2 separate regions of the Mus musculus genome follow, and region 1 is linked to region 2. A link is a loop called in an ENCODE intact Hi-C map of the cell type or tissue named here. Cell type or tissue: heart. All regions are shown on one strand.

Region 1 (2,500 bases), 2.0 Mb after region 2:
CTACTCATCTTTCACACAAAGTGACCGTGACGATGGCATCCTTATCCTGGAGAATTTCAGAAACAGTCCCCAGGCCCGTCTGCTGCCATCACAGAGCCCGGACCAGCATCCCAACAAAACCTTGCTGCCTGTCCTGCATTTTGAAAGAGTGGTTTGCTCAACACTAAAAAAGAATGGCAAGCGAAACCCTAAAGTGGATCGAGAAATGCTGAAGGAAGTTATTGCCAGCGGGAACTTTAGACTGCAAAATATAATTGGCAAGAAAATGGGCCTGGAGCACCTAGACATCCTGGCTGAGCTCTCCCGCAGGGGATTCGTGCACCTGTTGGCTAACATTTTGACTAAGCTCAGCGGCATGGACTTAGTAAAGTGAGTTTGAGGGTGTTGCGCACTGCATGTATAGATAACATAGGACCTGGTTGAGCAGACCAATGTAAAGTGGTCTTAGTGCTGACTTCCTTTTAATGTTTGGTTGACATTTGAAATGGAAGAAAATCTATGGAAATCTGCATCCAGTCTTGTCACTTTGAATTTCATAGTCTGCCATTAGAAGAATGTATTCTATACTGAATTATCTGGCTAGCTGCAATGAAATGGGTAGATAAGGTGGTTTCTATTAGTGGGTGGTTTCTGTATTCAGCATTGTGAGGTGTGCTATTTCAGTTGATGTAATAGATTTTTCAAAATTGGTTACAAGTTAGCCTAATATCCTGTCACACTAAGGTGGAGGTGTATACATTGTACTGGTGTGAAATTGCTTATCCTAATAGATACTCAAGACAAAAATGGATATACAACAAGCTTGGTGGGAGTTTTTTTAAAAACTTAAAAAGTTTTGGCTGGCTCTTTGGTAGTCTGGCTAAGCACTCATAACTGGGCTCTGTCATTCCCAGATCTTAATCCACCCAGTTTCAGTGCGTGTTGGGTTAGTGTAGCTTGTAGTCATCTGCTTCAGTTCTCTGTTGGACTTAGACCTTTGTCTCCTTTGTTTTCAGTCTGTCTAAAGTGAGCAGAATTTGGAAGAAGATACTGGAAAACAATAAGGGGGCGTTCCAGCTCTACAGCAAAACCATGCAGCGAGTCATTGTAAGTCTTCCAAAGTGCTCTTTCTCTTAAGCTGCCATTGCTCTTTTAGGGGGAGAAACAAGTGCTTGTAAATTCATTCAATTCATAAGAAATGGCAGCTTCCTGGGGAGGAAGGGTGTGAGGCGCTCGCAGTGTGTGGATCCTCTATAGAACTTGTTAATAAGCCTAAGTTTAAAAAATTCTACTTTGTATGAGACACACCAACCACAAAGTGGTCTTAAGCAACCAGTTAACTTCCTGGTATAGAGGAAGAGTTTAATTTTCTAAAGTACTTGCTAATTGTGGTGTTTCTGACAGTTGATCATTACATGATTGAAGTATGCTCCTAAGGCAGGATGGTCTCAAGTGTCTGTAATCTTGGAATACTGGAGGCTTGAGAAGTTTAAAGACAGCATGGAGCTACATCTTGAACCTGTTCTCAAAAATCCTAAAATAAATGTTTGTTAGCTGACTGCTGCCCTCTATTGGTATGGGAAGAATAAAGTCCTGTCTACTTGTTCTGTGGACAGGACTTTATTTAGTGTTGGTCTTGGCTGGTTTAAAGGGCACCTTAAATTCCTAATAGCTGTCTCTGATTCACACTTTGAGTGAGTTCCTTTTTGGAGTGTTTCTGTGCATAACTCTGTCCAATGGAGGGGCTGCGATTACAGTCCTGTGGGATCCCTTTATCAAGGAATATGAAAAAGAATTGAAAATCTCTTTAAACTTTGAATCAGGAAAGCAGTAAGTTGTCACTACATGCTACAACGAGAGGATATGTTGTGGGCAGAGCTGCACTAACTTGTGTTCAAAAGTCATCGACCTGGGCACCTCCCAAAAAAGATGTTCAAATCAAGTCCTCCAGTCAGCGTGGTCAGAGAGTTTCTACCTACAGCCGGCACAATGAGTTCGTGGAGGTAACTATCGGGAAAGTCTTAGAAATGAGGAACACTTACTTATAGTTAAAGTAAGAAAGAGGGTTTCACAGGACAGTTTGCCACTACATGCTATCTGGTGTCTGGTACTAAATTACATCACATGATGATGTTGTTTGGGTTTGTAGTAAAAAGCATTAAGGCAGTAGAGGTCACATCTTCCGTCCTTTTCATCTACTCTCAGTAGTGACCTCGAAATATCCCAAGACTGTCCCATACTACATCTTATAGTTGCCACTGTCAAAAGGAGAACAGCTGAATACAAGGCATACCTTTCAGGAGTTTAAGGGCACCTATTACTCTGAACCCATTAGGTAATGGGTATTTAATGTCTGTATTGGAGGCATGGTTCTCCTTCCTGGTTTAATAACAAATTCAAGATACTAAAATACACATGGATTTCTTTTTCTTCCAGGTGGCAAAGACATTGAAGAACAACGAAAGCCTCAAAGCCTGTGTTCGCTGTAATTTCCCTGCAAAATATGACCACTATTTAGAGC
Region 2 (2,500 bases):
GTAAGCCACATGGCAGAAGCGGAGAACTGGCCCCCGGATGTTGTCCTCTCACGTCCACATGACACCTTGCTCCACAATAAATACAAGCTAAAGGGTTAGAAAAAGGGTTTGGAAAGGCGGCTCAGCGGTTAAGGCCCCTTATTGCTCTTACAAAGGACTGGGGTTTGATTCTCAGCACCCACATGGTGGTTTACAACTCATTTACATAAAATTTTAAAAATTAACAGGTTAAAGAAAGGTCTACACCTTCATTTCATAGGTTAGGAAAGTAATGGAGCAGAATGTGGAGACATGTGAACCGGGCTTCATTTGGTGGCATTTTCTCTCGACGCCAAAAGTACAGTGGGACATTTAAGGTAAGGGCCAGGTCCTCAGCCCTGACCCATGACAAATTATCACTTTCCCAGCTCTAGTGCAATCTAATCGAATCAGATACTTGGGGCTGTACGGAGGCCCAGTACTTCATAAACTTTTTAAAGTCTCACCTGGCCGGGCAGTGGTGGCGCACGCCTTTAATCCCAGCACGTGGGAGGCAGAGGCAGGTGGATTTCTGAGTTCGAGGCCAGCCTGCTCTACAAAGTGAGTTCCAGGACAGCCAGGGCTATACAGAGAAACCCTGTCTCGAAAAACAAAAACAAAACAAACAAACAAAAGTCTCACCTGTAGCCAGAGGTGGCAATTTATGAGTCAGTAGGAATGGTGGTGTTTGCCTGTAATCTCAACACTCAGGAGGCAGAGGCAGGAGAATTGTCACAAGTTGAATGTCAGCTTGGTGTAGATAGAGGGTTCTGGAGCTGCATAGTGAGAGCCAGTGAAAAAGCGGGTACCTCTCCAAGTGCTAAATTTTTATTTATCATTCCTGACATTTTATAAGACACTAGTTGTTTCATTTTTTTGTAAGTATATCGACATATTGATACTAATGAAAAAGTACCATCAAGGTTGAGGTGAGAGGGTGGCACACTTCTGTAATTCCAGCAGGATCAGTAAGTAGTTCAAAGCTAGCCTAGGCTACTGTTTCGAGATCCTGTTTCGAAAGAGAAAACAAAATCACACTCCAAAAGTAAAGGCTTCGTAAAGAATTGCACTTGTTTGGAGAAAACCCCTTTCTCATCTCAAACTCCCGGAGGACGCTCACAAAGTTGGCTCCGCCCATAGACGTCAAAGGCCTGCGCAGCCCCAGCAGCTCGGTCGACCCGCCCCATTTGGGAGGGGTCGGTCCCGCCCCCCAGCCCCTCCCCTCCCCTAGGCCCCGCCCCGCCCCGGACCGCCACGCCCTCACCTCCCGCCGCGCCGGGCCGGTGTTGTCCAAGATGGAGGGCGGCCTGTCGGCGCCGCTGTCCGTCCGGTTGTTGCTGTTCATAGCGCTGCCAGCCGCGGGATGGCTGACCACCAACGCGCCCAGGCCGCCGTCCACAGCCCCGCAGGTAGGGCTGGGCGTCCGCAACAAGCCGCTCCTCTGCCTGGACCTCCGGGAGCCCGGGCGGGGTGACGCTGCCCCCTCCCGCAGGTGGACAGCCGAGAGTGCGGGGCTGGACCGGGTCTGGCCGCCGGGAGAGAAAGGGGGGGCTTTCCCGGATGCCGGGTGGGGTGGGTCCCCCGAAAGGGAACGCAAGGAAGGCGTGCAGGCGTCCTTGAAAGTGTGGTCAAGACTGCGGCCATCGAACTTGAGTTTCCTAGCGCCTCTCGAATCGGTTCGGATCCTGCCAGGTTTTGCTGTCGAAAATGCGTGATCGCTAGTGACTTCGGTCGTTTGTAATGGCTCCTTCCTGGGTTAGCGCCCGGTCCTGGGCCCTGAAGATGTTTGTGTTGCCCAATTAGCAATTTTCCAGGCCACCTGTGTCTGCTCGGCCGCGACCAGGAGGGAGTGCCTTTCTTGGTCTCGGGGCCACTCGGGCTAGCGACTGAGGGAGGCTGAAGGTCTATCGCTTCCCGGATGGGCTTTTTATTGGATGTGTGTTTGTGTGTGTGTGTGTGTGTGTGTGTGTGTGTGTGTGTGTGTGGTCGTGGGGGTGGGGTGGGTGGGAGGAGCAGTCCTTTCCTGCGTGATGGGTCGGAGATGAGTTTCTTCAACATCCCAGGGGAACGAGATTCAACCGCTCTAAGGTCACAAGTCTTTCAGATTCCTGGCTTACTGTGAGAACCCTGCCATTGCAAAATGCCAGCCCATGATTTACTCTTGTTGCCACATTGGCCTTCTTCAGTATAGTAGGAGAAAGTTTAGAGATTATAAAATTCGAGTTTTCCCCAAATGACAAGAAACTTATGTGGTAGGAACACACTAAAGACAGAAGTGACTGTCATGATAAATGTCACTTTTTATGTTTAAAACTTTACTTGTTGTGTATATGTGGTGTTGGATCGGGAACTTACACCAATGGAGGTCACAGGATAACCTTGTGGATTCAGTGTTTCCCATGGTCCTGTTTTGCAACAAGTGCTTTTATAACTCTTGAGCCATCTCCAGCTCTTTATTCTGCTTATAATGTTTTAGAATTAT

What was found. A loop is a pair of places that touch in the nucleus more often than their neighbours do. Peaks named below come from ENCODE experiments on the same cell type or tissue, not always from the same donor. Only the 100,000 strongest peaks of a DNase experiment are listed, where the experiment ranks them.
Region 1: it touches region 2 in a loop (12-fold over the local background); 5 of 42 quality-filtered maps call a loop at or near these places.

The regions. Positions count from the first base shown.
Region 1 is chr10:5,799,738-5,802,237 of GRCm38, reverse strand. It overlaps Fbxo5 (F-box protein 5), which reads left to right. Exons shown (of 5, transcript NM_025995.2): 2 at 1-369; 3 at 996-1,086; 4 at 1,803-1,982; 5 at 2,416-2,500. Among named protein-coding and RNA genes, the nearest start is that of Fbxo5, 4.5 kb to the left of the region's middle. In heart, a CTCF peak has its summit at 1,560 (motif pointing left); no DNase peak of the experiment used is centred here.
Region 2 is chr10:7,779,688-7,782,187 of GRCm38, reverse strand. It overlaps Ginm1 (glycoprotein integral membrane 1), which reads left to right and starts at 1,271. Exons shown (of 8, transcript NM_001346750.1): 1 at 1,271-1,427. The coding sequence starts at 1,314. In heart, no CTCF peak of the experiment used is centred here; a DNase peak (open chromatin) is centred at 1,337; H3K4me3 peaks cover 1,804 bases; H3K27ac peaks cover 1,227 bases.